Linked DNA regions of Homo sapiens: region 2 is linked to region 1. The links are chromatin loops, found by intact Hi-C in ENCODE. Cell type or tissue: sigmoid colon. All regions are shown on one strand. Each heading gives the region's core, and the rest is flanking DNA. Links, peaks and the distances in the headings are about the cores only. Region 1 has its middle 12 kb from the start of LL22NC01-81G9.3. Region 2 holds the start of NCF4-AS1 (NCF4 antisense RNA 1).

The links. Peaks named below come from ENCODE experiments on the same cell type or tissue, not always from the same donor. Only the 100,000 strongest peaks of a DNase experiment are listed, where the experiment ranks them.
Region 2: a loop joins it to region 1, with 15 times the contacts of the local background. A loop is called at or near these places in 44 of 110 quality-filtered maps.

What each region holds. Positions count from the first base shown.
Region 1 is chr22:36,970,059-36,985,120 of GRCh38, forward strand. No RefSeq gene overlaps it. Among named protein-coding and RNA genes, the nearest start is that of LL22NC01-81G9.3, 12 kb to the left of the region's middle. RefSeq lists cis regulatory regions at 10,664-10,991, 12,007-12,606. In sigmoid colon, for the core only: a CTCF peak has its summit at 8,191 (motif pointing left); DNase peaks (open chromatin) are centred at 7,493, 8,143 and 10,767; H3K4me3 peaks cover 876 bases.
Region 2 is chr22:36,870,397-36,885,458 of GRCh38, forward strand. It overlaps NCF4 (neutrophil cytosolic factor 4), which reads left to right. Exons shown (of 10, transcript NM_000631.5): 5 at 19-146; 6 at 1,256-1,313; 7 at 1,931-2,029; 8 at 5,257-5,387; 9 at 5,633-5,698; 10 at 7,232-7,619. The coding sequence ends at 7,427. NCF4-AS1 (NCF4 antisense RNA 1) reads right to left here and starts at 47. Exons shown (of 2, transcript NR_147197.1): 1 at 1-47. RefSeq lists an enhancer at 1,397-1,935 and a silencer at 8,574-8,766. In sigmoid colon, for the core only: a CTCF peak has its summit at 3,406 (motif pointing right); a DNase peak (open chromatin) is centred at 3,424; H3K27ac peaks cover 1,777 bases; H3K27me3 peaks cover 940 bases.

The DNA of each region.
Region 1 (15,062 bases), core at 3,908-11,907:
ATTTCAAGATTTAAAAAGCTGTCAAATACCATATATTCAAAAATTCTGGTATCGTAAAAAGAGAACAGTAGAGATCTCTTAATGCTGCAATTATCCACTGAGGTTTCACAGTTTATGAATATCATGCTTTTTTGTAGAAATCTGCTAAGCTTACTGTTGAATCATTTATGTACACTGACTAATTTTTGAGCCATCATCAATTTTCATGAATTATGTAATTTAGCCTCAGCAATGTATCACATGCATTTGAAATAATTAAACTTTTCAAAGAGACTTAATACATGCAACAATGAGTAAATTAACGCTTTTATTAACATCAGCAGAGTTCTTTTTTTTTTTTTTTTTTCTGGGAGACAGGAGTTTAAGTTCAGGTAAAGCGACACTCTTGGCTTTGAGGCTTTTCTCTAGCTTTAAACTCTAGCCTGCAACTGTTTCTGATTAGCAGCTAGGTGACCTTCGTTGTACAAAGAGGCATCATCCTCTTGATCTTGGGTTTTCTTTCTAAAGGGCCTTGTGTGTTTTCATCCCACATTTTAAGATATAATAGCTGCATTGAACGAATTGGGGGATATTCCTTCCATCTTTATCTTTCCATTGGTATTATTTAAATAACATGAGGATTATCTGTTACTTAAAAAGTAATCTGCCTTGTAAGAACTTAACATCTTAAATGAGCTTAAAAACAAAAGAGCTTGCCTGTTAAACTGTCTAGGCCTGATGCATTTATAAGTGATTATTAAATACACTTCTCCACTTTTTCTATAATTATTCTATTCTTTAGTATTTTACCATTTAAAAGGAGACTTCTTGCTTTCTGAAAACACTCTTTCTTTTTCTACATGTCTGCTGGCATTCACCTCTCAAGGTTCTGTGTCCCAGGCAAATGCCACTCCAAGATGCCAGGCCTGTCTCTGCCTTCAGTCAACTTCCACGTGGGTTTCCAAAGCTTAGTATTAAATTGGGTATCAGGTTAAAATAAACATCAGAAACATTCTCATCTTTTTTCTTTCTCACTAGCATTTCTACTTCCTTTTGTTTTGTTTGTTTGTTTGTTTGTTTGTTTAAGAAATAGGGTATTGCTCTGTCACCCAGGCTGGAGTACAAAAGCATGATCATGGCTCACTGCAGCCTTGACCTCCCGGGCTCGAGCAATCCTCCCATCTCAGCCTCCTGGGTAGTTGATACTACAGGTACACGTCACCAAGCCTGACTATTTATTTGTTTTTTGGGGGGTTTTCTTTGTTGTAGAGACAGAGTCTCACTATGTTGCCTAGGTTGGTCTTGAACTCCTGGGTTCAAGCGATCTGCCTACCTTGGCCTCCCAAAGTGCTGGATTACAGGCGTGAGCCAACGTGCTCAGCCTCTATTTCCCGTTGAACTGGTTTTGGTAAGATATTTTACAGGCTAACTGTGTATTTCATCTAGCAGCCAGCAAGCGTTTGCACATCGTTATAAATTATGTCTTGTTATAAACTTGTTCTAACAACAATTCACTCTGAGCAGGCATTCCGCATGCTCATTACATAATATTTTTGTCTCTGTGCAGCTGCACATCTGCACCGTAGTGTAGCTCCCTGTCCCCGGGTGACCGATTGGAACTAGGTTTCTCCATCCCCAATAGGCCTCACTGTGTCTCATCACACCAAAGTATTTTTAAAAAGGCTTAATGAAGACAGCATCCTCTGTATCATCCCCCGGGAAGGCTGAGCAGGTTGCGCACCATAAATACACTTCAACGTTCCTATCTGCCTAAGCCTTGAATCCCCTCCTCTATGATATAGCAAGGTAAATGCCTGCATCCTGACTGCATTTAATGGACCACGGGCCCTGGGTTGGGGTTGCAGCACCCAGTGAGCTATGAGAGCAGCCCCCAGCTGCTCCGTCTGACAGATTGAAGCCAGGCTCTCCAGCCAGCGCTTCCAGCTTCATCAGTTCTGTTTGTTCAACGTTATGTTCCTTCTGCCCTGGTCTCGCAGCCTGAAATTCATTCCTTCACGTATTCCTCAGGATTCTGACATTATAAATTGGCAAAGGTCTTGCAATTGTTTGAATGCCTCCTCCCAGATCAGCTTTGGTCGTCATTACCCGAGGGTCTGCCAGGATGTTATGGTTCTGAAAATAATAAAAGGTGGGAGTAAAATCAACAGTCCCTTCAGGGCAGCAGCCTCAGGTGAGTTAATTAAAGTCTTGAGGCAAAAGAAGATTGATCTCCAGTAGGGAAAAGAGCTGCTATTGATGACTAGGGAGATGAAGTCTGGGGTTCAAGGTATTCAGATTTATCAAAATCTGCCCAAATTTCCACTTCTAATTCTTAGAGTCTCTCTCCTTCCCAATTAATCCCTTGTTACAGAAGAGATCTAGCAAGGTCATGAATTAAATTTGTATTTTATTTTACTTGGAGTTTGGTTTTTAGAAATCCTGGCCCTGCCTGTAATCCCAGCACTTTGGGAGATCACGGTGAGAGGATCACTTGAGCCTAGGAGCTCAAGACCAGCCTGGGCAACACAGGGAGACCCTCATCTCTACAAAAAATTTTTCAGATTAGCCAGGTTTGGTGGTGCGCACCTGGAGATCCCAGCCACTTGGGAAGCTGAGATGGAAGGATCGTTTGAGCCTGGGAGGTAAAGGCTGCAGTGAGCTGTGATCACGCCACTATACTCCAAAAAAAAAGAGAGAGAGACTGAGAGAGAGAGATAGAGAAAAGAAATCTTGGCCCTGTGACCATAAGAAATAAGGAGTTCTTTCAGAGTAATCTAATAATTCTCTGGTGGTCTATCTCTGCCTTCAGCTGGAAATTTACAGTCCTAAATTTGTCTCTTTATTTTTCCTCCACTTTTTCCAGTATGGTCAGAAAAATCCCGCCGGTTCTACAAGAAGAATCTAATATAAGAATCTTATATTGCAATAGCTACTTGATGTCCCAAGGCCTTGCTTGCCATAGGCAGTTGACCCCAGGCAATTACAGATGCTAATTTAGGTAACTGATTTGTCAAAGCATGTCATGAACGGCTAGTGTCTCACTTTCTACTGGCAATGAAGTCACTGTGGCCTTCAAATCTAAAAAGATGAAAAGAACAATTCCAGATTCCTATATTCAAATATTTGGTCTCCAAAAACCCCTTTTAAAACCAAAACAACTGTGGAAAGAGCATGCAGAGCAAAAGCCAGAGAAGCCGCCAGTGGGTGGGAGAAGCTGCCACTAATGGGCAAGGATGGCTTTCAAGAGCTCCCAAGGGAGGGGCTGGGCATCTCACTTGCCCCACACTTGGCTACTGGCACCTTCAGAAGACAGTGTCCTCTCCTTCTCTCCTGTCTTCTAGATCTTTCTCTAGAGCCTCTCACTGGGGAACAAAGCTAGAACCACACAAGGGGCTTCTGGGAAGTCTCTGCCATCCAGAGGAAACCTTCAAAGGGAATGGTGGTGACAGGGGATTGACACGGACAATCCTGTATATCGAGATGGTTTCTCTTATAGCTGTTCTGCTTTGAAGACTCCAACAGACCTACACCCTCTGAATGCTAACAGTAGTCTTAAAAGTGTCATGGAAGGCCGGGCACGGTGGCTCACGCCTGTAATCCCAGCACTTTGGGAGGCCGAGGCTGGTAGATCACCTGAGGTCAGGAGTTCGAGACCAGCCTGGCCAACATGTTGAACCCCCGTCTCTACTAAGACTACAAAAAATTAGCCGGGGGTGGTGGCAGGTGGCTGTAATCTCAGGTACTCAGGAGGCTGAGGCAGAAGAATCGCTTGAACCTGGGAGGTGGAGGTTGCAGCGAGCCGAGATCGTGCCACTGCACTCCAGCCTGGCAACAGAGCAAGACTCTGTCTCAAAAAAAAAAAGTGTCATGGAAGGACTTTGGCTCTTCCCCACAATGGCCACTTGGACCCTGGACTAGGGCAGACAGCAACGAAAACCGAAGAAGGAATGGAAAGAGGATAAAAAATAATATATTTTTATTTTTATTTTATTTATTTATGTATTTATTTTTGAGATGAAGTCTTGCTATGTCACCTAGGCTGGAGTGCAGTGGCGGGATCTCGGCTCACTGCAACCTCTGCCTCCAGGGTTCAAGCGATTCTCCTACCTCAGCCTCTCGAGCAGCTGAGATTACAGGCATCTGCCACCACACGTGGCTAATTTTTTTTTTTTTTTTTTTGAGATGGAGTCTGGCTCTGTTGCCCAGGCTGGAGTGCAGTGGCGTGATCTCGGCTCACTGCAAGCTCTGCCTCCCGGGTTCACGCCATTCTCCTGCCTCAGCCTCCCAAGTAGCTGGGACTACAGGCACCCACCACCACACCTGGCTAATTTTTTGTACTTTTAGTAGAGACGGAGTTTCACCTTGTTAGCCAGGATGGTCTTGATCTCCTGACCTCGTGACCCACCCACCTCAGCCTCCCAAAGTGCTGGGATTACAGGCGTGAGCCACTGCGCCCGGCCAACACCTGGCTAATTTTTTTTGTATTTTTAGTAGAGACTGGGTTTCACCATATTGGTCAGGCTGGTCTCAAACTCCTGACCTCAAATGATCCGCTGAAATGATCTACCATTTGGGTCTCCCAAATGTGCTGGGATTACAGGTGTGAGCCACCGTGCCTGGCCAAAAGTAATATATTTTTTAAAACCTGGCAGGAGGAATTTGCCTATCTGAGATATAGACTATAAGGGCTGACGGTGCCTGTGAGGAGAACGAAGATGCCCTTTTGCTCTGGAGGACTGTATTTTCAGAGCTGTCAAATAGCGTGTTCCCTCTGTTTGTTTCTCTCTCTCTGAATCCCCTTCCCAAGGTTGCAAGCATAATCAAGGCCCTCCAGAGCAAAGGTGCTCGATTTCACTAATAAAGCAATGCAAAATGAAACAACTGTGTGATCCTATTAGACCTCTCATATCACTGAAAATAAAGCAAGTGACAGCAAAAGTCCATGAGAAGAGGAGGAAACGGGCATGCTCACTCTCACTCATGACAGTGCAAATTCGTGTGTTTCTGGAAGGCAATTTGTTAACTTACACGATAACATTTTAACTAAACATGCCCTATTACTCTCAGAAACCTAGCCCACGGAAATACTGAAACTGCCTTTGCAGAATGGCTCACACCCGTGATCCCAGCACTTTGGGAGGCGGAGGCAGGCGGATCACGAGGTCAGGAGTTGAAGACCAGCCTGGCCAAGATGGTGAAACCCCGTCTCTACTGAAAATACAAAAATTAGCCGGGCGTGGTGGCAGGCGCCTGTAATCCCAGCTACTCGGGAGGCTGAGGCAGAGAATTGCTTGAACCTGGGAGGCGGAGGTTCCAGTGAACCGAGATGGCACCATTGCACTCCAGCCTGGGCAGCAAGAGTGAAACACCATCTCAAAATAAATAAATAAATAAATAAATACAAAAATTAGCTGGGCGTGGTGGTGCATGCCTGTAGTCCCAGCTACTGGAGAGGCTGAGGCGGGAGAATCGCTTGAACCTGTGAGACGGAGGTTGCAGTGAGCCCAGATCACGCCACTGCACTCTAGCCTGGTGACAGAGCAAGACTCCATCTAAAAAAAATAATAAATAATAATAATAATAATAATAATTACAAGTAATGAATTAGAGAAAACTAATGTGACTGACTCCGTCTTGCTTCTAACCTCACAGGCTAAATTGCTTTTTTGCTTATTTTAGTGCAGAGTTCAAGAAACTATGAGAGGAATTTAGTTTATAGCTAAACTTACAGGCAAGGAAAACTGATTCCCCCCACCACTCCTCTCCTTGTCCAAAGACTGAAGCTGCATTCATAAGACAAGGGTAGAATTAAGGTAGAGGCTTGAACTTTGCTAAGGAATAGGCAGAATTAAACAATGACTGCCCAGTGCTTAGCTTGTTTTTCTATAATTTGCTTACTGTCCAGAGTCACTTAACTGGGGGTTAAGTGGCAAGATTTATAATTCCCCCAACTACTCCTATAGATGACATCACTATTGTGAAATCTAAAAAAACTGGTCTTTGAGATATTTTTCAGATTTAGCATTTTGATAAACCAACAGATACCACTTTGTTCTGAGACTGCCCACCCCCACCACAACCCACCCCAACTCCCAGGAACTGATTCAGCTGCGTGAAGGCAGATTTATTTATTTATTTATTTATTGAGACGGAGTCTTCTCCACCCGGGCTGGAGTGCAGTGGTACAATCTCAGCTCACTGCAACCTCTGCCCCCTAGGTTCAAGGGATTCTCCTGCCTCAGCCTCCTGAGTAGCTGGGATTACAGGCACGCACCACCACACCTAGCTAATTTTTGTATTTTCAGTAGAGACGGGGTTTCTCTATGTTGGCCACGCTGGTCTCGAACTCCTGACCTCAAGTGATCCGCCCACCTCAGCCTCCAAAGTGCTGGGATTACAGGCATGAGCCATCGTGCCCGGCCAGATTTAGATGCCCCTGTGATTTCATCTCCAGTCAATCAACGGTTCCAGTTCCCCAACCCCCTGCCCACCAAAGTACCCTTAAAAAAAACCCTAGCCTCTGAATTCTCAGGGAAATGGGTTTGAAAAATTTCTCCCTGTTCCCCTTGCTTGGCAGGCCCTGTGATTATTAAACTCTTTCTAGGTGGCAACACCTCCCGTTCTCATTGGTTTCTTCTAGGGCAGCGGGCAAGAAGAATCCATTGAGCTGTGACGATTCTGACATGAGCATGAAAAGATGTGTCCAAGGATGCTCCGTGGGTGTGGTTTGTAATAGTCCCAAGGTGGAAATATCTGAAGCTCCCATCAGTGGGCATCTGGTTAGTGTAGCAATATGATAAGGGGGACTTTCAAGACTCCAAATTCAGATAAAGAGTCATCAAAGAGCCCACATCTGCAGAGAACCATAAACAGTGGGGGTCAGATGCCCTCTCAGGGTTCTGCAACCCCACATCCTCACTAACACACTCTGGCCCTCCTCTGGGCCAGGGAGACCTGGGCTAGAGAGAGAGGGAAGAAGTGTCAGAGAGGTGAGTGCTTGGCCAGGTAAGAAAAACTGTGGCTTTTCCTTCCCCCTTACCGTGAAGAAGGAGCTGGGGTGAGCTCCTCTGCCCCAAGCCAGGTGAGGATATCTCCCAGAGGAGCAATGGTAGAGCCTGGCGGTCTTCACTAAGGGGAGACTCACATTTTGTTCCCCAGTGAGAACAACCCATCGTGCCTGCCGGACCTTGCTGTGCTCTCTGCCTTCTGATAGGGAGGAGAGGGTTGGAGGGAGACCACGGGGGATGGAGGCTAGTGGGGCTGCCACACTTCCACCCCATGACGCCACAGGATGAAGGAGCTTCCAAAATGCACGTGGACCCCAAGGAAGGGAGTGAGGCGTGAGTGGCCACGCAGAGCCCATCCAAGGGGGCAGACAACTGGGTGAGAACACCCCAGCAGGCCAAGGCTGTGGGGTGTGCCCTAGAGGAGGGCAGGACCCGAGGCAGTATGGGGAGCTGCTGAGCCAGTGCATCTCCCTCACGGGGGCGCTGTGCAGTGTAGGTGCCCCTATGGGACACGCACACCTCCTCCAAGAGCGGCCCCCGCAGCGGAGCAGAGCTGGCCAGAGGAGCACTAAGTAAGCCAGGCTGACAGAGGTGCTGGAAAAGAGGTCCAAGGGGGAGCTGGAACTGTTACAGGCATTCAAACCAGAGTGACTCCATTTTGAACAGGGGCTGGGCTACTGGGCTGCGTTCCCAGGAAGTCAGGCATTGTTAGCCACGGGATGAAATAGAAAAAAAAAAGTTAGCCAGGTCTGGTGGCGCACACCTGTAGTCCCCGGAAGGATCGCTTGAGCCCAGGAGTTCGAGGCAGCATTGAGCTAAGATCTCGCCATTGCACTCGGCCTGGGTGACCGAGTGAGACCCTGACTCTAAAATAAGTAAATAAAAAGAACCAAAAAGTATCTAATTATGGATGATTTTTACTTTCGTTTAGACGCTATTCTCTATAATAAAAAATGTTGCATTTGTAATCAGAAAATTAAAAAAGAAAGAAAGAAAGAAAGAAAGAAAACTGTTAAAACTGAATTGGTAGAAGAATGGGTTAGTGAGACAATCCCTCGCAGAATCTTGTGCTTTGGGAAATCTCCGTGCCGTTTGTAGAAGGATTGCACCAGTGACGCGGTGACACCCATCTCCTCCCAGCCCCGCCTCCTTCCTTCCGGTCCGCTGCTGAGGCTTGGCTCGGCTTGTGCTGCCACCTACAGGTCAGCGACAGACATTACTTCAACCCCCCTTCCGCAGGGGCAGCCGCTCCCAGCTGCAGTTTTCCCTTTTCATTTTAAGCCCTTGGATTTCAGAGTTGAGGATGGAGATGTGTGGGAACTTCCAATGTGAAGTCAAGATAGGGGAGAGGGCAAGACAGAATGAGATAGAGAACACCTGTGTGTGCATCTGTACATGCAGGGCCCAGTGCAAAATGAAGATGTGGGGGCCCCTTGTTCAAAAATTATTAAGAATCTCAATATTGTAACAGTAGGGCATTAAATCAAGTGCAGCGCCCTCTGAGAATGAGCCGTCTGGGACTGCACAGGTTATAGGCTGCATGCCCATGAAGCCGACTGGCAACCTTGTATTTGGACTTAAGTTAGCAATGCTTTCGTATGCTGTGCCTAGGTGTGTATGTGTACAAATATGTATATTTGTGTGTGTGCATCATGTTTGCGTGCACCTGCTTGTACAAACGTGCTTAGATGTCTGGTTTTTGTTTCGTTTTGTTTTGTTTTCTACACGGAGTTTTGCTTTTTCACCCAGGCTGGAGTGCAGTGGTTCAATTTCAATTTGGGCTCAGTGCAACCTCCACCCCTGGGTTCAAGCGATTCTCTTGCCTCAGCCTCCCGAGTAGCTGGGATTACAGGCACCCGCCACCATGCCCAGCTAATTTTTGTATTTTTAGTAGAGATGGGGTTTCACTATGTTGGCCAGGCTGGTCTCCAATCCCTGACCTCAGGCAATCCACCCACCTCGGCCTCCCAAAGTGCTAGGATTACAGGTGTGAGCCACCACGCCCGGCCTTAGATGTCTGTGTGTAAGTTCATGTACAGTGTGTTTGTGTGTGTGTGTGTGTGTGTGCATATATGCATGTGAGACAGCAGGTTTCTCTGTTCCAGGGAAGGACAGGGGCCTCAGGTTTCTCACTCCAAGGCTGCTGAAGAATAGCAAGAGGGGCCGGGCGCAGTGGCTCATGCCTGTAAACCCGAGGCAGGCAGATCATAGGGTCAGGAGATCGAGACCATCCTGGCCAACATGGTGAAGTCCCCTCTCTATTAAAAATACAAAATTTAGCCAGATGTGGTGGCGGGTGCCTGTACTCCCAGCTACTCGGGAGGCTGAGGCAGAAGAATCGCTTGAACCCAAGAGGTGGAGGTTGCAGTGAGCCGAGATCATGCCATTGCACTCCAGCCTGGTGAAAGAACAAGACTTTGTCTCAAAAAAGAAAAAAAAAAAAAAAAAGACTAGCAAGAGGGTGTCTTCCTATAAGAGGAGTTGTCAGGTCCCACCCACTGAACTGCAGGGCTCTTGGCACAGAAAAACTCTCTCCTAACCTCAGCACTAAGGGAAGACCAAACTCTAGCTGGCTCCTAACAGCATCAGGACGTGTCCCTTGGATGACTCCAGCACCACCATCCTCTCCCCATTAAAATGTCACCTGAGGCTGGGTGCGGTGGCTCCTGCCTATAATCCCAACACTTTGGGAGGCTCAGGAGGGAGGATCACTTGAGCCCAAGAATTTGAGACCAGCCTGAGCAACATAGCAAGACCCCATCTGTACCTTAAAAAAAAAAATGGCCCTCACACCTGTAATCCCAGCACTTTGGGAGGCTGAGGCAGGCGGATCACCTGAGGTCAGGAGTTAGAGACCAGCTTGCCCAACATGGTGAAACCCTGTCTCTACTAAAAATACAAAAAATTAGACAGGCGTGGTGGTGGTTGCCTGTAATCCCAGCTATTCAGGAGGCTGAGGCAGGAGAATCACTTGAACCTGGGAGGCGGAGGTTGCAGTGAGCCAAGATCGTGCCACTGCACTCCAGCTTGGGTGACAAGAGCGAAACTCTGTCTGAAAAAAAAAAAAAGGCCAGGCATGGTGGCATGCACTTGCAGTCCCAACTACTCAGGAGGCTGAGGTGTGAGGATCACTTGAGCCCAGGAGTTGGAGGCTGCAGTGAGCTATGATTGCACAACTACTCCAGCCTGGGTGAGGGAATGAGACCTTGTCTCTAAAAAAATAAATACATGAATAAATAAATAGATAAATAATGCTGCTTGAGAAAGCTCAACATTACCTGGAGAATTGACTGTTTTTGTTCTAGCCAATGCCTGACAATAGGTCCCTGTATTTGGCCGTTAATTCATAAGAAAAAAGGTTTCATTGGCTCACAGTTCTGCAGACCATACAGGAAGGAGCATGCTGGCATCTGCTTCTAGGGAAGCCTCAGGGAATCTTTTTTTTTTTTTTTTTTTTTTTGAGGTGGAGTCTTGCTCTGTCGCTAGGCTGGAGTGCAGTGGTAGGATCTCGGCTCACTGCAACCTCTGCCCCCAGGTTCAAGCGATTCCCCTGCCTCAGCCTCCCGAGATGCTGGGACTGCAGGCACGTGCCACCACGCCTGGCTAATTTTTTTGTATTTTAGTTGAGACAGGGTTTCACCATGCTGGCCAGGATGGTCTCGATCTCCGGACCTCGTGATCCACCTGCCTCGGCCTCCCAAAGTGCTGGGATTACAGTCATGAGCCAGCTGCCTCAGGGAACTTTAACTCATGGCAGAAGGCGAAGCGGGAGCAGGCATGTCTGTCACATGATGAAAACAGGAGCGAGAGAGTGAGGGGGGAGGGGCCACACAGTTACCCAATCAGATCCCACAAGTACTCACTCCTACTGCGGGAACAGCACCGAGCCACGAGGGACCCACCCCATGACCCAAACGCCTCCCACCAGGCCCCACTTCCAACATTGGGGATCACATTTTAACATGAGATTTGGGAGGCAACAAACACATACCCAAATTATACCAGCCCTGGCCTCTCTTTCTTAGAAAATTAACCTAAGAACAGCTTACGATGATGAATCCCTCCCTGGTCCCTTTGAGATATGTGTGCATCTTCTACAGCGCAGGAGCGGCCTGAAAGTTGTTCCTTTGAAATGGAATCCTCAGGAAGGACAGGGCCTCTGTCTCCCTGTCTCTGGGTGAACTGAATCCCAGCTGAGATCATTGCCAGCTTGCAGACATAGACACAACTGGCGGGATGGCTCCGACCCTGCCCAGCCCTCATCGCTGTTCACTTGAGTGCCTGCTGTCTTCCCAGCTCCCACGTTCTTTCTTTCAAACGTCTGCCCAGCCACCTCTGCAGAAGCTGGAACAGAGCTCAGCTCTTTCCCCTGCTGAACCAAATCTGCCTCCACTTCCACTGCCTGCACTCATGTCGGTTGTGTTTCCCTTTGACACCCACTCTGCCACCTGGACCATTCAGGGTGCTCCCCCTGACTCCTGCCGCCAGCGCCCACACTGGCCTCCTATGACAGGGACACACGCTACTGCCACCGCCGCTGGAGCAGAGCCTGCCCCAAGGCTGCGAGTGCCAAGGAGGTGCAGCCCTCCCCTGCCATGGGGGCAGCCCTACCCCAACGCCCCGATAGCTCTGAGGTTCTACAGATTCTACATGCTTCCTAGAGTTCCTGGGGGGAGTTAAGTTCCAGGGGTAATTTCCGTCATCGTGTACTTTTTTTTTCTTTCTTTCTTTCTTTCTTTTTTTTTTTTTTTTTTTTTTTTTGAGATGGAGTCTCTCTCTGTCTCCCAGGCTAGAGCGCAGTGGCATGATCTCAGCTCACTGCAACCTCTGCCTCCCAAGTTCAAGCGATTCTCCTACCTCAGCCTCCCGAGTAGCTGGGATTGCAGGCGCCCACCACCGCGCCTGGCTAATTTTTGAATTTTTAGTAGAGACAGAGTTTCACCATGTTGGCCAAGCTGGTCACGAACTCTTGACCTCAGGTGATCTGCCCGCCTCGGCCTCCCAAAGTGCTGGGATTACAGGTGTGAGCCGCCCTACCCGGCCAGTTGTGTACATTTGATTGGCTTCCTTCTTTCTCTCTCTTCCCCACTCCCCTCCCTGCATCTCCTCATGAGGGTTCCCAAGTAAACCCTTGCATGGGAATCCTTGTTCCGGGGTCTGCTTTTAGGGAACCCAAACTCTGAGGCTCTTCCCCAGCCATGTGGCTTGGTCCCCAGGGACTGTTCTGGAGGGGCTTTGGTTTTTATTCTCAGCTGGGCAATGTGTAATATGCTTATCTGCCCCCTGCAGGCAAAGCCCGGCCCAGACTCCACCCTAGGGTCTAATTTCTGTCCCTACAGATATCCTTCATCTCCCTTCTCAGCTTTCCTGCGGCTAAACTGAAACGGTTTCTCCTTTGTCCTTTCTTTGTTTCTGATCATTTCTGGGTGGCTGAGGTATGTGGGAAATATACTAAGGCTAAATCACACTTATCCAGCCCCTCTTCCACGCCAGGTACTATGGCAGGCGCTTCATCCCAGGAGCCCCTAGACCCTCACAACCGCCCCATAAGGTAGATTCTCTGACTATCCCCAGTTTACAAATGAGGAAACTGAGGCTCAGAGGAGGCCTCTTGCCCAGGGTCTCACAGCTGTTTGGCAGCTGAGCTGGCATCCAGAGCTGAGTCCTGGTTCTGGCCACCCTGCATTGAATTAGCCAGGGCAGCAAGGTCACTGAGAGGGTGCCCCAAAGGAAGCCGAAACACCTGAGCTCAATTCTGTGTCTTCCTCTCACATGCTTTGGGACCTTGACAGTTCACTTTATTGTCCATGCAGGCCTCAGTTTCCCCATTTGTTAAACAGGGAGGTGCAGATAGGGGTCTCTAAAGACCTCCCAGCCTTTTTCCTCTTGTTCTTCCTCAGGGAGGGAGCACAGTGTTATAAAGACTTCAAGTCTACAGTCCAAGAAGCCCTGCTTGGACTGTGGACCTCAAGTCAGCCTGTAATTATCTCGGGTTAATTTATTTGAAGAAGTTGCCTGGCTTTTCCCCAAATCCTACCAAATGCATCTGCAGCTTTTCCTTCTCCTTCACCCAGCTTTAAAATATCTCTCCCGCTTCATAATTAGGAAGAATTTAATGACTAGCAGCAAATATGAAAATCTCCATGTAAACTGCCTCCTCTGGACTTTTGTTTGTTTGTTTGTTTGTTTGAGACTGAGTCTTGCTCTATCACCCAAGCTGGAGTGCAGTGGTGTGATCTCGGCTCCCTGCAACCTCCGCCTCCTGGGTTCAAGTGATTCTCGTGCCTCAGCCTCTCAAGTAGCTGGGATTACAGGCACCCGCCACCACACCCAGCTAATTTTTGTATTTTTAGTAGAGTCGGGGTTTCATTATATTGGCCAGGCTGGTCTCAAACTCCTGACCTCAAGTGATCCGTCCCCCTCGGCCTCCCAAAGTGCTAGAATTACAGGCGTAAGCCACCGCACCCGGCCTCTCCTCTGGACTTTTTACATACGTATTCTAGACCTCAACCTTGCCCACCATAGTTTGTACTTCCCCTGAGCAACGTGACCTAGGTGAGGTTAAAGTTGAGGACCTCCAAGTTAAACCACCTGGATTCAAACTCCAGCTCCAACACACTAGCTGTGTGACCTTGGGGGAGTCACTAGAATTTTCTGTGCCTCAATTTCTGGATCTATGAGGCAATGAGGACAATAAAGGTACCTACCTAGCAGGGGTGTTGTGGTGACTAGGTGAGTTCATGTGTATACAGTGCTTTCTCAGTGCTAGCTATTATTCTTAATGGGGTCACCCTGTGGTTCAAGTCCCTTAAGTCTGAGAAAATGTGGTCTCTCCTTGGTGAATCAACTTATCTGTGTTGGACATTGCAAGAAGGTTGGGGAGTAAGGTAAATAGACCTAACTAAATCTTATATGAAGTCCAGGAACAGTGGCTTACATTTGTAATCCAGCACTTTGGGAGGCTGAGATGGGTGGATCACTTGAGGTCAGGAGTTCGAGACCAGCCTGGCCAACGTGGTAAAAACCCCATCTCTACTAAAAATACAAAAACTAGCCAGATGTAGTGATGCACACCTATAGTCCCAGCTACTCAGGAGGCTGAGGCACAAGAATTACTTAAACCCGGGAGGTTGCAGTGAGCTGAGATCTTACCACTGCACTCCAGCCTGGGTGACGGAGTGAGACTTTGTCTCAACAACAACAACAAAAATATTTAAAAAATTAAATAAATAAATATTATATAAAACAAAATCTAGGGAAAATCCCTTAGGGGGGTCACAGGTCAAGATGACTGGAAGAAACCTATAATCACCCAGAATTGATTGCACAAAAGAATGGGCTTGCTTGTTTAGGGACAGCCAGAGAGGATGTGCTGTGGGAACCATTTGGGGAGCAAATGAGCAGCTGAACTATTTATTTCTGACCTCCAAAGGGCCCACAGTGACCAATTCCCTTCCCTCTGGAGACTTGGAATGTTTTACCCTAGGAAGTCTGCATGGGACCCTGACCTGCTCCAAAGCTCTAGTAACGCTGACCCCAAATCACCTGGGGCCAGGAGCAATGCTCCCCAGCTTCTAAATTCCCACCCTGGAAGCCCCAGGCAGTTGACTTCCATCCCCCAGGCTGCACCCTCTCTCTCCTGACCCTTCACCACCTTGTATTAATTTCATCTTTGTCTCATATTATCATCTCTCTGAGCCAAGGACTACTCATCTCTGTCTCCCACATGGTGCCAAACACTCAGCGTATAGTAGGTGCTCAGTAAATACTGGTCTGCTGGGGCCAGACACGGTAGCTCACACCTGTAATCCCAGCACTTTGGCATGCCAAGTTAGGCGGATTGCCTGAGCTCAGGAGTTCGAGACTAGCCTGGGCAACATGGTGAAAACCCATCTCTCCTAAAAATACAAAAACTAGCCAGGCATGGTGGCATGCACCTGTAATCCTAGCTACTCAGGAGGCTGAGGCAGGAGAATCGCTTGAACACAGGAGCCAGAGTTTGCAGTGAGCCGAGATTGCACCACTGCACTCCAGCCTGGGTGACAGAGTGAGACTCTGTCTCAAAAAAAAAAAAAA
Region 2 (15,062 bases), core at 1-8,000, 100 kb before region 1:
GCTGTCTCACCCACACAGAGCCTGCTCAGCCTGCCGGTCTGGGTGCTGATGGATGAGGACGTCCGGATCTTCTTTTACCAGTCGCCCTATGACTCAGAGCAGGTGCCCCAGGCACTCCGCCGGCTCCGCCCGCGCACCCGGAAAGTGTAAGTGACCAGCCCCTGGGCTTCCACATGGCCAGAGCCCTGGGTCCCTGCTGGAAAAGCATCTCTTTTCCCTGAAAGGAGAGAAGGAAAATACAGATCAGCCATATCCCTGGACACTCCAGGATGATTTGATTTATTAGATGGGTTTAGAAAGTCATGTTCAGGCTTGGAGGGACAGAGGGTGTGTGCCTTTCAATGTGATAATAAGGATTGGAAGACGAGGACTGGGATATTGACTCCAGAGAGTTTGGTGCCACAGCAACTACTGGGGATAGCCCAGAAGCTCTGGGTGCCTGGAAAGAATTGGGGGCAGAGAGGAGGGAAAAGCTGCCCCATCCACAAACATTCTCTGAGCATCTCTGGGAATGCCTTCTCCCTGGTGTGTTGGAGCTCCATGGGGCCAGCTATGGCTCTAGTTGTATCATGCTGGCCTCCAGAGCACACTGTTCCTCCCTTATTCCAAAAAGCCCATCCTTCCCACCAAAAATTCAAGCCACTCGTAGACTGCTGGGCTTCCAAAGCCCAGGTTGCTGCTACTAAGAATTCTGGGAAAAGCAGGACGGAGCTCCTGAGCTCCCCACCAGCTCCTCCCTCTGCTTCCTCCCACCAATGTCTCCAAGGGTCCTCTCCATGCCTGGCATCTCCCCTGTGCACACAGGCAGGTGTGTCTTAATTCCAGCTGTGCCATGTGGCAGCCGCAGGCCCCAGAGCAAGGCACTTCACCTCTCCAACCTTCAGTTTCCCTCAGCTGAAAAATTAGAAACAGTCACATTTACATCAGAGCTTGGTTGTAGGGAGCAGAGGAACAAACACATCTGAACACTTTGGCAAGTGAAAGGCACCGAATGAGCGTGTATCCCCTTCCCCACCTGCTTTCTGAGCCTGGCTTCCTGGTCCATAAAGAAGGGAGAACAATCCCACCTCCAAAGAGGTTGTGAGGATTTGGGGACAAGTGTGCCCGCCCAGAGGAGCAATTGCAGCCACATTTCAGCATCTTCTGTCTCCTCTGCCTTCCCTGCTCCTTGCAAGGGGCTCCTCTGGACACAGGAGCAGGAAGCTGGGCCCTGAGAGAATCACAGGGCTAACAAGCCCCTCTTCTCTCTCCACAGCAAGAGCGTGTCCCCACAGGGCAACAGCGTTGACCGCATGGCAGCTCCGAGAGCAGAGGTAACCCCCGCCCCCACGCTGGCCAGGCTCTCACACTGTGGGCATCTGCCTTGGCCCACCTGCCAGCCACTGGGCCTCTCCTGCTGGGTGCTGCTGTGTGCCTGGGACAGTGCTGGGCACCAGGAGGAAGGAAGGGGTTACAGCCTCAGCCTCTGCCACTGGGGGTCCCCCGAGCCCAGCTAAGGGGAGGGCATGTGACCAGCGTGCGGAGCCAGAGGAGAATGCTTCCATCCCTACGCTCATCCGGACAGTTTACCTGGGCCTCCTCTGAGTCAGCCCTGCCTTAGGCATGGAAGCTGCAGAGATGACTCAGACAAGGCCCAGCCCACGATGAAGCCTGGGGACCAGGGTGGGTGCTCAGCCCAGAGAGTTCGAACCCTTCCCTGTGTGCTCACCCCCACCAGGTTTGGAAGGAGCACCCATCCTGGAGTCAGGGAGACCTGGGTTCAATTCCCAGCTCCTCCACTAAAAAATGGGGTGGCCTCAGAGAAGTCGCTTATTCTCCCCAAGCCTCAGTTTCTACATCTGTAAAATGGGAGACTAAAGTATGTAAGGCACTTCTATAGGAACTCAGTGAGTGTTCTCTCCTTCCCTCCTTACTGCACGCTTCTCCTCAGGCTCTATTTGACTTCACTGGAAACAGCAAACTGGAGCTGAATTTCAAAGCTGGAGATGTGATCTTCCTCCTCAGTCGGATCAACAAAGACTGGCTGGAGGTGAGTTCAGAAGTGAGGATGGAGGTGAGATTGAAGGTGAGGTTGGAGGGAAATTAAAAGTGAAGATAGAGGTGAGGGTGGAAGTGCAATTGGAGGTGAGGATGAAGGTGAGGGTGGAGGTGAGATTGGAGGTGAGGATGGAGGTAAGAGTGGAGGTGAGGATGGAGGTGAGATTGGAGGTGAGGATGAAGGTGAGATTGGAGGTGAGGGTGGAGGTAAGAGTGGAGATGAGATTGGAGGTGAGGATGGAGGTGAGATTGGAGGTAAGGTTGGAGGTGAGATTGGAGGTGAGGTTGGAGGTGAGATTGGAGATGAGATTGGAGGTGAGGATGGAGGTGAGGGTGGAGATGAGGGTGAAGGTGAGGATGGAGATTGAGGGTGGAGATGAGGGTGAAGGTGAGGATGGAGGTAAGGGTGGACGTGAGGATGGGGGTGAGACTGGCAGTAAGGTTGGAGGTGAGGATGGAGGTGAGATTGGAGGTGAGGGTGGAGGTGAGACTGGAGGTGAGGATGGAGGTGAGATTGGAGGTGAGATTGGAGGTGAGGGTGGAGGTAAGGGTGGAGGCGAGAGTGGAGGTGAGGATGGAGGTGAGACTGGAGGTGAGATTGGAGGTGAGGATGGAGGTGAGATTGGAGGTAAGGTTGGAGGTGAGGATGGAGGTGAGATTGGAGGTGAGGATGGAGGTGAGCGTGGAGGTGAGATTGGAGGTAAGATTAGAGGTGAAGATAGAAATGAGAATGGAAGTGGGATTGGAGGTGAGTTTAGAGGTAAAGATGGAGGTGAGGATAGAGGTGAGGAAGGTGAGTTTGCAGGTAAGGATGGAGGTAAGATTAGAGGTGAGGATGGGGGTGAGTTTGGAGTTGAGGATGAAGGTGAGGTTGGAAGTGAGGTTAGAGATGAGGTTGGAGATGAGGTTGGGAATAAGGATGGAGGTGAGGTTGGAGGTGAGGATGGAGGTGAGAATGCAGGTAAGGTTAGGCTGAGATTAGAGGTGAGGCTGGAGGTGAGGTTGCTTCAGGCATTGTATGCTTCAGAGACTGAGGATGGTCTCAGAAGGCCTCAGGGAAGAGATGCTATCTGAGGATAGCCCTGGAGATCCAGGCAGGTTGGGGAGCCTGCGGGAACAAAGCCTTTGGGGAGGCAGGTGTTCGGTGGCAGCAGAACATTCTTGGAGCTCATGCTTTGGTTCTGACCCTGAAAAATGGGTTGCTTAGGGCAAGTAAGTTAACCTACTGAGTTTAGTTTCTTGGTCTGTAATGGGTGTCTCAGCAGGGGCACTATTGACATTGGGGCCAGATGGTCCCTTGTGGGGTTGTCCTGAGCATTGCAGGCTGTTCAGCAATATCCCTGGCCTCTCCACTAGATGCCAGCAGCACTGCTAAATTGCACCAATCACATGGCTCTCCAGATATTTGCTCCTGAGGGGTGAAATCGCAACCACTTGTGTAATATGGGACAACAGTACATACCTTGCCCACAGCAGTAAAAGCTGCTGATGAAGAGTGTGAACTCAGAGTCAGCCTGTTTGGGCCATTTCCTAGCTCTGTTTTTCACTAGCTTTGTGGACCTTTGGAAACTTGCTCAAACTTGCGGTTTCCTTTTCTGTAAATGTTTCTTCATCGGCTTCCTGGAAAGGGTAAAGGAGGTGGTAGATGGCCAGGGCTCGCCCCAGAGCCTGGGTGTGCGGCGCCTGGCCAGGTACTAGGGTCATTAGGAGACTTAAATGAAACTTCAAAGCCAGGGACTTTCCCAGTCACTGCTTTGTCCCTGTGTGGCCCACAGAAGGGCTGTGTTCTGACTCAGTGAGTGGAGGTGGGAAGTGGCTGTGTTGGGCCTTGGCCTGGGACCAGCCTTTTGTATTAGGTCCTGTCTTCAGACTTAGTGCTCCTGTGGGGAGTGTTGAAGGAGGTTCTGGGACAGGCCCAGAGGCAGGGTCAGCCCCCAGGGGTCCCAGGACCTTTAAGAGTTGGGTTGGGTCCCTAGCGTCCAGGCCCTGGAGAGGAGCTAGTAGTGACCACTGGTTTAGCCAGTTTAGCAGTTTCCATTTTACCCTAATCATAGATCTCCATCTCAGGAACTCAGGGCTCTTACAGAGGCCTGAGGAGTATCTCTGGGCCACTTTCCAGAAATAGAAAACATGTATTGCCTTCCTGTTTTCCGGAAAGTCCTACTTATCAGTATGCTGGCTAACTTCTGGCCTCAGGTTGAAGGTGGGGGCAGAGGGGCAGGGAGGGGACCACTTTGAGCCTTGGTTAATATGTTTGTAAAATGGCATGTAAATAATCCATGTTCCATAGGGTCGTTGTGAAGATGAACAGAACACGTGCCCAAAGCCCAGGCCATGGCCGGGTCTGGGTCTGATTTCTGGCTACTTGGTCTAGAGTAGAGGCACAGTTGTATCTGATGAATGAATGAGTGAGTGAGCGGGATCAGCAGCAGGCCCTTCCTCACCCCTCATCCTCTTCCTCCCCTGTTCTATTTTCCTCTGTAACACCTGCTGCCATCTGACTCACTGGATAGGTCATTGTTCACAGCGCGCACAGCGTGTCATTCCCCATCATACTGGAAACTCCGTGGGGGCAAGGACTTATTATTATTTTTTTATTATTATTTTTTCTTTGAGACAGAGTTTCACTCTGGTTGCCCAGGCTGGAGTGCAATGGCGTGATCTCGGCTCACTGCAACCTCCACCTGCCAGGTTCAAGTGATTCTCCTGCTTCCGCCTCCCGAGTAGCTGGGATTACAGGCCCGCACCAACACGCTTGGCTAATTTGTATATGTTTAGTAGAGACAGGGTTTCACCAAGTTGGCCAGGCTGGTCTCGAACTACTGATCTCAAGTGATTCACCAGCTTCGGCCTCCCAAAGTGCTAGGATTACAGGTGTGAGCTACTGCGCCCGGCCCAAGGACTTTTATCTATTTTGAGAGCCCAGAGCCTGTCACGTGGCTGGTTCTCAAGAAGCCTTTGTTGAATGAATAAGTGAATGAGTGAGATAAAAGCAGCTTTCTATATAAATCCAGATTCTGGCATATTGTAAAACCCAAATATAAGCCTTCTTAGAAGTGACCAGCTCAGCGAACTTCCTCGCTTTCCCTCCTCCCTCTACAGAAGAAGACCCGGACCTCATCTGCCTTTCCCCATCACTAGAACGGGGCTGAGGGCTCTGAGGCGTGGCTCTGCTGCCTCTCCTCTCACCAGCATGGCATCCCTTCTCTTCCTCTGCAGGGCACTGTCCGGGGAGCCACGGGCATCTTCCCTCTCTCCTTCGTGAAGATCCTCAAAGACTTCCCTGAGGAGGACGACCCCACCAACTGGCTGCGTTGCTACTACTACGAAGACACCATCAGCACCATCAAGTCTGTGGCCTGGGAGGGAGGGGCCTGTCCAGCCTTCCTGCCATCCCTACGACCACTGCCCCTCACATCACCTTCTCATGGGTCCCTCTCCCACTCCAAAGCCCCCAGTGGCTCCCAGATGAGCCACAATGCTGTAACAAGCCATCAACGTCCAGGGTGGCCTGGCCAGCCTCATTCCCCTTTCCCCCACCCCACACCCCACTTCCAGCCTGATGCCTCCTTACTCCAGCCTGTCACCCCCTTAGGGACATCGCGGTGGAGGAAGATCTCAGCAGCACTCCCCTATTGAAAGACCTGCTGGAGCTCACAAGGTGAGGGGCTGGGAATGGGGCTGGGGAGTTAGATACTCTGGAGAAGAGAGCGCAGGGAGAAATGTTAAGCACTAGTATTAAGGTGCTGGGGTTTTGCGTGTACTTTGTCTTCTCTTTTTATCCGCAGCCCAGCCCTGCAGGTTAGGCAGCATCTCCCCACTTTAGAGATGAGCGGGGAAGCTGCAGAGAGGTTAGGGGAACTGGTTGAGCTCACGCAGGTTGTGGGTTTAGATCCGGATCTGCAGCTGGAGCTAAAGTCTCTCTGGCTAAAAGCCTTGGACTTGAACCATCCACTCTCAGGGACTCACTACCCCCCCAGGTCCAGGACATTGCTGGACAGTTATTTTACAGAATGGTAACCGCATTGCTACATTTCTGACTATAAAACTTGTACCAACTCATTATATATTAAAAAAGAAATGTCAGTAACCATGTCAGAAAGATACAAAGAAGTGAAATCACCTCATATTTTTACTCCCCTCGTTATGTGACGTACACTCAGATTTCTTCAGTACTTACACCCCACACACACATGCACACACAAAAGTCACTTTGGCTGCACAAAACCTTTCAGTGGCTACATCATTAACATGGCCATGCGCTTTTGCTGGCCTCTTAGGATTTCTTCTGCTTTTTTACTACTCTAAACAACATTGTACAGACCATCTTAGTTAACCTATTTGATGACTTATCTGATCATTTCCTTTGAATGATTTTCAAGAAGTGGATTTGGGGATTAAAGCATTTGCAAGTCTCATAGGCTTCTGGCCCACACTGTGAAATTACTGGTAGAAAGCTCAGATCAATTTCTACGTACACCAGCCAAGTAGAAGGATGCGCATCTTCCCGCACCCAGGCCAGACAGTTCCTGTCCTTACAAGGTTCTCCTCAATAGCCTCACACAGGTGTCTCTCTGAGGCTTTATACAGCCCCACTCTGTGCCCAGTCAAACCCACTCTTCTTCACAACTCTTAATCCTTTAGCACATTTATACACGAGACATTTCAGGCTGTGCCACTAATTTCCGTGAAAGTCTCTTCTCCTTCTCCTTTTTTTTTTTGAGATGGAGTCTCACTCTGTTGCCCAGGCTGGAGTGCAGTGGTGCAATCTCAGCTCACTGCAACCTCTGCCTACTGTGTTCAAGTGATTCTCCTGCCTCAGCCTCCTGAGTGGCTGGGATCACAGGTGCATACTACCTCGCCCAGCTAATTTTTGTATTTTTAGTAGAGACAGGGTTTCACCATGTTGGCCAGGCTGGTCTTGAACTCCTAACCTCAGGTAATCTGCCTGCCTCGGCCTCCCAAAATGCTGGAATTATAAGCGTGAGCCACCGCACCCAGCCTCTTCTCCCTTTTAGGCCTCGATATCCCCATCTGTACAATGGGAGGTTAGATTACTTGGATGACACGGGCTTGTATCAGGCTCTGACTTTTTCTTACTCCTGGCTTCAGGACATAAAACCCTTTTCACCCCCTCTCCCTACCCCTACCTTACGCTTAGGCCCTTTGATTATCCCTGACTTTTCCCATGCAGGCGGGAGTTCCAGAGAGAGGACATAGCTCTGAATTACCGGGACGCTGAGGGGGATCTGGTTCGGCTGCTGTCGGATGAGGACGTAGCGCTCATGGTGCGGCAGGCTCGTGGCCTCCCCTCCCAGAAGCGCCTCTTCCCCTGGAAGCTGCACATCACGCAGAAGGACAACTACAGGGTCTACAACACGATGCCATGAGCTGACGGTGTCCCTGGAGCAGTGAGGGGACACCAGCAAAAACCTTCAGCTCTCAGAGGAGATTGGGACCAGGAAAACCTGGGAGGATGGGCAGACTTCCTGTCTTTGAGGCTAATGGACCCGTGGGGCTTGTAATCTGTCTCTTTCTACTATTTACATCTGATTTAAATAAACCATTCCATCTGAAAGGGGCAGGCTGCGGGAAAGAGTGTCTTTCATGGGGAGTAAAATACCATTTAATGAGCATCCACAGGGCGTCATTTATATCTGGCAGGGGCCCTGGCTCTGAGACCCCTGTCCTGCCACCCCATTTCCTTGCTCTGTCCCTGTGTTGGGGGGAAACCCGAGGGTCCCCAAGCCATACCCTTTCTCCCTCCCACTGCTCCCCTTTTCCTGGGATTGGCCACCTGCCCCACAGAAGTGATCTGCTCTGGGTGCCCTCTGGGGTTCCACCAATGCCAAGTCCTCGGCTGTGTGATGAGGGTCAGAAGCTCTCCTCTGCCTTCCTGTCTCTGCTGCTCTGTGGAGGAGGAAGGCAGGTCTCGGGGTTGGTTGTCTCCACTGTAAGTAGACACAGGGGGAGGACTCTAGTCTCATCCAGGAGGAGGGGGACACAAAGCAACGGGATCTCCTTCTCTGAGCTGAATCTCCTTCTATCCTAATCTACCAAAAATTAAACAGGTGTGACTCCCACAATGGTGGTGTGAGGAGCTTGGTGGACCCTCTCCCCAGGGAAACAGCAGTTTAACTGATGAGAAATACTTAAAATCAACTGTTTAAAGTCTCTGGAAATTGTTCTAAGGGCACAGAGCACATGGAGAGACAGTCGTTCAAGTAGATCATTACGTCTCAGTAAGAACAGTGAGTCGGTGGCATTGGAGACACATCGTGTTCCCGTCCCCCCACCCCCAGCTCCATGTGATGGAAATTCCACTCCAGATCCTCCACTCTGGATGGATGCAGCCAGGAAGATGGGCTCCCTCATCCCTCAGCTCCTAACCTTCCACAGTTTCACCCCAGGAGGAACAGGCTGCCAGAATCTCTTCTCTCTGCAGCCCTGTGTTGTAGAAGCACTATTCCAGGTCATTACAGCAGAGAGGACTGAGTTTCCTGCAGTTCCCATACAAAGTACCAGGAAATTGAGCTTAAGCAACAGAAATCGATTGTCTCACAGTTCTGAATGCTAGGTGTCCACAGGGCCATGCTCCCTGTGAAATATGTAGGGAAATCCTTCCTTGCCTTTTCTTAGCTTCTGGTGGTTTGCCGGCAATGTTTGGTGCTCCTTAGCTTGTTGATGGATCACTCTGTCTTCACATGGCATTCTACCTGTGTGTATTTACAGTGTCTTCCCTCTGTGCATGTCTGTCTCTGCATCCAAATTCCCCCTTGTATAAGGACACAAGTCATATTGGACTAGGGCCCATCCTAGTGATCTTCTTTTACCTTGATTACCTCTATAAACCTCCTCTTTCCAAATAAGGTCACATTCTGGAGTACTAGGGGTTAGGACTTCAACATGTCATTTTTAATTCCAACATAACACTTCAACCCATGACACTCCCTTTACCCACTCAGCTCCCCCTCCTAGGGCAAGGGCTCTGCAATAGGCGTAGCAGGCTAAGAATGCTGAACCTTAACCCTCTGGTAGAGCAGGGGTTCCATGCTGAGAGGGGCAATCTGAGATCAAGGGATACCGTCCTCCACTCCAGTGCCCACTCACAGAACAGGACATCACTCCTGGAGAAGCAGGCTGATTTCCCCATCCCCAGCTCTGATGCAGTGGTGCAGAGGTTCTGCCCAGGGAGAGAGTCAGGCCTTAGGGATGGAGAATTCCACAGCTTTTCCTGAGGGGACTAACTTTATTTGGGAAGCATGCCGAAGAAGTTGGCAAAAATAATGGAAATCTTGGTGGCCGGCAATTAAGGAGGGGCTAGATACTAATGCCATCAAGAGAAATGTAAGGCCAGAAATTTAACAGAGAACCAGATAAAGAAATAACGAAGAATAGTGGTTCTAGGACTACAGTCATCCCTGAGGACTCAAAAGATTGTGCTCTCGTGCCAGGCTGCACCCACACAGCAGAAATCAGAGTGGAAAGTGTGGCAGACTTGAAATCATTCCCTAAACCACATACAGATCCATCAGCAAAACACGCTAGCTCAAGAGGCTGAAGCATAACCTCTGACCAAGCAATGGCTGAACAATAAGCTAATCTGACACAGAGGGGATTCTTAGGAAGGCAGGCTTAAAAATAAAATTACACTCATTTCCTGGTGGTCTGGAAGACTGCGTGCACGCCCAGGCCGATCACTCTCAGGAGTGACTGGAGAAAGAAACGCTGGGCTATCAGTTTCTGACTGAACATGGGGCAAGTTTGAACCCTGTACTGTAAAAGATGTCTTCAAACCACATTCACGGCCAAAAGTAAGGGGTGAAACCAATCTAATTGAGGGGGCTTCAGCACAACTTTTCACCAATAGGTGGTTTATGCAGACCCAGGTGCAACCTCTAGGAAACCAGGATAAGAGAGAAAAAAAAAAAAAAAAACACAAGAGGAAAAAATACGAGCGGGGGCATCATAAGCTACACATTGTAGGGGAAACGGCCCTCACAAAATTAGTTCAGTGAAGCCACTAAACAAGTAAACAGATAACAAACCAAATAACAAAAACATTAAGCCCTAGAGGGAATAGGAGAGCAGCATCTAGAGTTGCTTCAAAATATAATCTAAAATGTTCAGTTCCTGATATGGTTTGGATCTGTGTCCCTGCCCAAATCTAATGTCTAATTATAATCCCCAGGTTGAAAGTGGACCCTTATGGGAGGTGGTTGGATCATGGGGGTGGATTCTCATAAATAGTTTAGTGCCATTCCCTCCGTGCTGTTCTTGCGATGGTGAGTGAGATCTGGCCATTTAAAAGTATGTGGCACCTCCTCTTTCTCTCTCTCTTCCCCTGCTCTTGCCATTTAAAACTTGCCCGCTTCCCCTTCATCTTCCACCATCATTGTAAGGTTTCCTGAGGCCTCCTCAGAAGCAGAAGCCACTAGGCTTCTTGTATAGCCTGTAGAACCAAGAGCTAACTAAACCTCTTTTCCTTATAAATTATGCAGTCTCAGGTGTTTTTTTGTTTTTTTGTTTGTTTTTTGTTGTTGTTGTTGTTGTTGTTGTTGTTTTGAGACTGAGTCTTGCTCTTGTTGTCCAGGCTGGAGTGCAGTGGCATGATCTCGGCTCACTGCAACCTCTGCCTCCCAGGTTCAAGTGATTCCCCTGCCTCAGCCTCCTGCGTAGCTGGGATTACAGGCACCCCCAACCTTGCCCAGCTAATTTTTGTACTTTCAGTAGAGATGGGGTTTTGCCATGCTGGCCAGGCTAGTCGCGAACTCCTGACCTCAGGTGATCCACCTGCCTCGGCTTCCCAGAGTGCTGAGATTACAGTCATGAACCACTGCACCCAGCTGGTATTTCTTTATAGCAGTGCAAGAACAGGCAAATATAGTTCCCAACAAAAAATTATAAGAATTGCAAAGACACAGCAAAGTGTAATCCATACACAGGAGGCAAATAAAAGCAGGCAAAGGAAACTAAAAAAATTGCCTTTGAGGGAAGGATTCAGATGCTGGACTTAGCAAACAATGACTTTATATTAGGAATATGTTTAAATAACTAAAGGAAACCATGTTTAAAGAATTAAAAGAAAGTATTGTAACAATGACTCTTCAAATAGAGAATATCAATACAAAGACATAAATAATTTTTTAAAAGAGAACCAAATTGAAATTCTAGAGTTGAAAAGAACAATAACTGAAATGAAAAGTCCACTAGAAAGGCTCAGCAGTAGATTTGAGTTGGCAAAAGAATGTTAGCAGAGAAAGTATAAGCAAACTGAGAGATAGATCAATAGAGATGATGCAATCTTAAGAAAGAAATAAAGAAAAAGGAGTGAAGAAAAATGAGCAGAGCATCAGAGAAATGTGGGACCCATGAAGTGTACCAACATATGCATAATGAGATTACCAGAAAGAGAGGAGAGAAGGAGACAGAAAAAGGATGAAAAGAAATAATGATTGGAAACTTTCCAATTTTTATTTTTTAAAAAACCACCAATCTACATATCCAAAAAGCTCAACAAACTCCAAGTAGTAAAATACAAAGAAAGCCACACTTAAACACATCATAGTCAAAATGTTGAAAGCCAGACATAAAGAGAAAATCTTGAAAGCAGAAAGAGAAAAATGACTCACCGCATAAAAGGGAACTACATTAAGACTAACAGCTGATTTCCTGTCAACCAAGAATCTTACATAAAACAAATCTACCACTCAAAAATGAAGGTGAAATTAAAACATTCCAAAATAAGCAAAAACTGAGAATATTCATTGTTAAGCAGACTTGCCATTACAAAAAAATATTAAAGGAAGTTCACTCTAATGGCTTCATTTTAACTTGATTAGCTCTGTAAAGACTCTATTTTTTTTTTTTTTTTTTTGAGATGGCGTTTCACTCTTGTTACCCAGACTGGAGTGCAATGGTGTGATCTCAGCTCACTGCAACCTCTGCCTCCTGGGTTCCAGCAATTCCCCTGCCTCAGCCTCCTGAGTAGCTGGGATTACAGGCGTGCACCACCACGCCTGGTTAATTTTGTATTTTTAGTAGAGATGGGGTTTCTCCATGTTGGTCAGGCTGGTCTTCAACTCCCGACCTCAGGTGATCCACATGCCCCAGCCTCCCAAAGTGCTGGGATTATAGGTGTGAGCCACTGCACCCAGCTAAGACTCTATCTCATGTAAGATCACTGCATTCTGAGATACTGGGGTTAGAAATTCAACATATCTTTTGGGGGAGAATACAATTTGAACCACAACAGTACACTAGAAAATATCCATTTAAGAAAAATTTTAAAAGACCTTGCAAGGTGTGATCTCCCAAACCCAGTTATTTGGCTTCTAGTTTGTTGCCTGACCACATTCACCAAGAAAATTTTCTGCCACAAAACAACCAGACCTCAGCTAGGACACAGGCTTTGAGGAATTATGAGCCTCACAAGAAGCAAAGGAGTTCTCCAATGATTCTTCCACTCCCCACCAAAAAAACTATGATAGGAGCTGAAACCAGAATACAGAGCAGTTGGGGTGTTGTTTTCTGGAGTGCAGAGGCAGTCCAGAAGGCAGAGCCATGGGGAGGCCATGAGATAGGGAGGCTGCGCCAGGGGCTTCCGTGCCAGGCCAAGGCCCTAGATGTGAGAGCTGAGGTGATCTGGAGAGAGTGGCATTCCTGGCTTCAAGCAGAAGCGGAAGAGGGTCTCCTCTGGAGTAAAGTATTTCCAGTTTAGGCTGGCAGGAGTTACCCTGATTAATATCAAGCAAAAGGCTCATAGTCAAAGATCACCAAATCTCTGTGAGTGAGAATGAGCAGAGGCAATAAACAATAGCTTTAGAGCCCCAGGGACTACCGATTACCGAATTATGTGACTGAAATATTTAAAGAAATAAAGAATGTAACCATAAAGATAAACAAGCAAAAAAGAATGAGATGGCAAATTTTCAGATGTGTAAAAGAAAGAAGGTATGAACGCATCTATGTGTGTGCGTGTGTGTGTGTGTATACACACATATATATTATTCAATGGGTGAGTTGGTAAAAAGTCCAAATTTATCAATAATTCTGATACCATAAACATAGATGGATTCCATGCATGAGTTAAAAGACTGTCAGGGCCGGGCACAGCGGCTCATGCCTGTAACCCCAGCACTTTGGGAGGTAGAGGCTGGCAGATCACGAGGTCAGGAGTTTGAGACCAGCCTGGCCAATATGGTGAAATGCCGTCTCTACTAAAAACACTAAAAAATTAGCCGGGCGTGGTGGTGCACACCTGTAATCCCAGCTACTCAGGAGGCTGAGGCAGGGGAATCGCTTGAACTCGGGAGGCGGAGGTTACAGTGAGCCGAGATCGCACCACTGCACTCCAACCTAAGCGAGAGAGTGAGACTCCGTCAAAAAAAAAAAAAAAAAGACTGTCAGATTGAATTTTTAAAAATCTAAATCTATGTAAGTGTCATATGTACAAGAGACACACATAAGGTAAAACGTCATGGAAACATTGAAATTAAAAAAAAAGTATGAAAAAAGATATTCCTGGAAACCACTAACCAGAAGACAGCTGGGACGTCTATACAGATTCACAATCTACTTTTGTGTAAACTTGGTACTCAAACTCACTTGGTAGCACTCCTTGACCCTGAGCTGAATAGTTAACGCTTACCAGCCATATGTGTCTCTGCTATTCCCTTATTTTTTGATGCTTTTGGGGGGATGAATTTTGATTTTATGTACAGCTCAAGTAAGAACCCGTCAAAATCAGAAGTGAAAAGCTTTTGCTGATAATGAAGCTGATGAAAATTGCATGGGTGGATTTGTTAAGTAACGGTATCTGATGAAAACCTTGGCTCTGATCAATTGGCAGTGGGCTTCAGTCTGCTCTGCAGAATGGCTGATGAGGACCCACCAATTGCTTACACCCTGTTGACTGTTCTTGGCGTACCATGTGCTACAGGAACACACCAGATACATTTGACAGTAACTGGAAAAAGCCTACATCCACCATCTTTGTAGGATGTATCCAATTTACCGTCTGTCAGTACACATACTAGACACCATGAGTAACCAGAGAAATATTTTCTGACTGATTAATAACATTTTTATACCAGCGGTACAAACTCATTGCAGGGATTCTAGCTTGGAAAAAACAATTGTTAGATGTTATCATTCCTAGGAAACTGCTATGCATACTCCCTCCCTAAACATCTTGTGGAAAAGCAGTTTCAGCTTTTATTTCCCCTTGGGGGATATGTGCATTTTAGCCTAAGTGCAAAGAAGTTTAGAGGAAGGGTAAACACTTTTTTTCAGGCTGTGCTCTTGCTACCATCACAGAACCTAAGATTCCATGGCTCCCGAAAGAGTCCAGTGTTAAGAATGTCATGTACACAATTGACAGTGTTTGGAATGATGCTGATTATACATTAACACATTTGACACAGATTCTGACTATACTGATGCTTGCAAACAAGTCTGTACATAAAGGTTTTGGAGAATTTTTGTGACTTATGAGAAAATGATGATGTAAGACTTCATTCTTGCACAAAAAGTTTATCAGCTAAAAGTGGAAATAACTGAGAAAAACTGATACCAAAGAAATGTCAAACACCGTGATTCAGCTATTGTTCATTCTTTGCATAGTGGGGAAGTTGCTAACAAATACAGATAAGGGTTACTGTGATGATAATGACTACACAATTAACACAGAGTAAAACATTCCCATTAAAAATATGGTGAATATTTAATTAGTTAATTATGGGCCTTGAGCAATTCTCAATTAATGGTGAGCAGGAGATAATGGAAAATTACCCAATTAGAAACAGGCTTCTCAAGTAGGCATCTCATGGAATAGGATGCTGGAAGAAGTCATTAAAAAGGCAATTGATTGCAGTGTGCTTCTTGGTTTGGGGACCCTGTTCCTGGTACATCATGAGATGTCCAGGAGGGAATATCTGGCATCCTCAAGTTAAGATAATTCAAGGTGTGTTTAATAAAGGGACTGTTTACAAAGACGTAGACAACACACAGGAAAACCTCAAGGA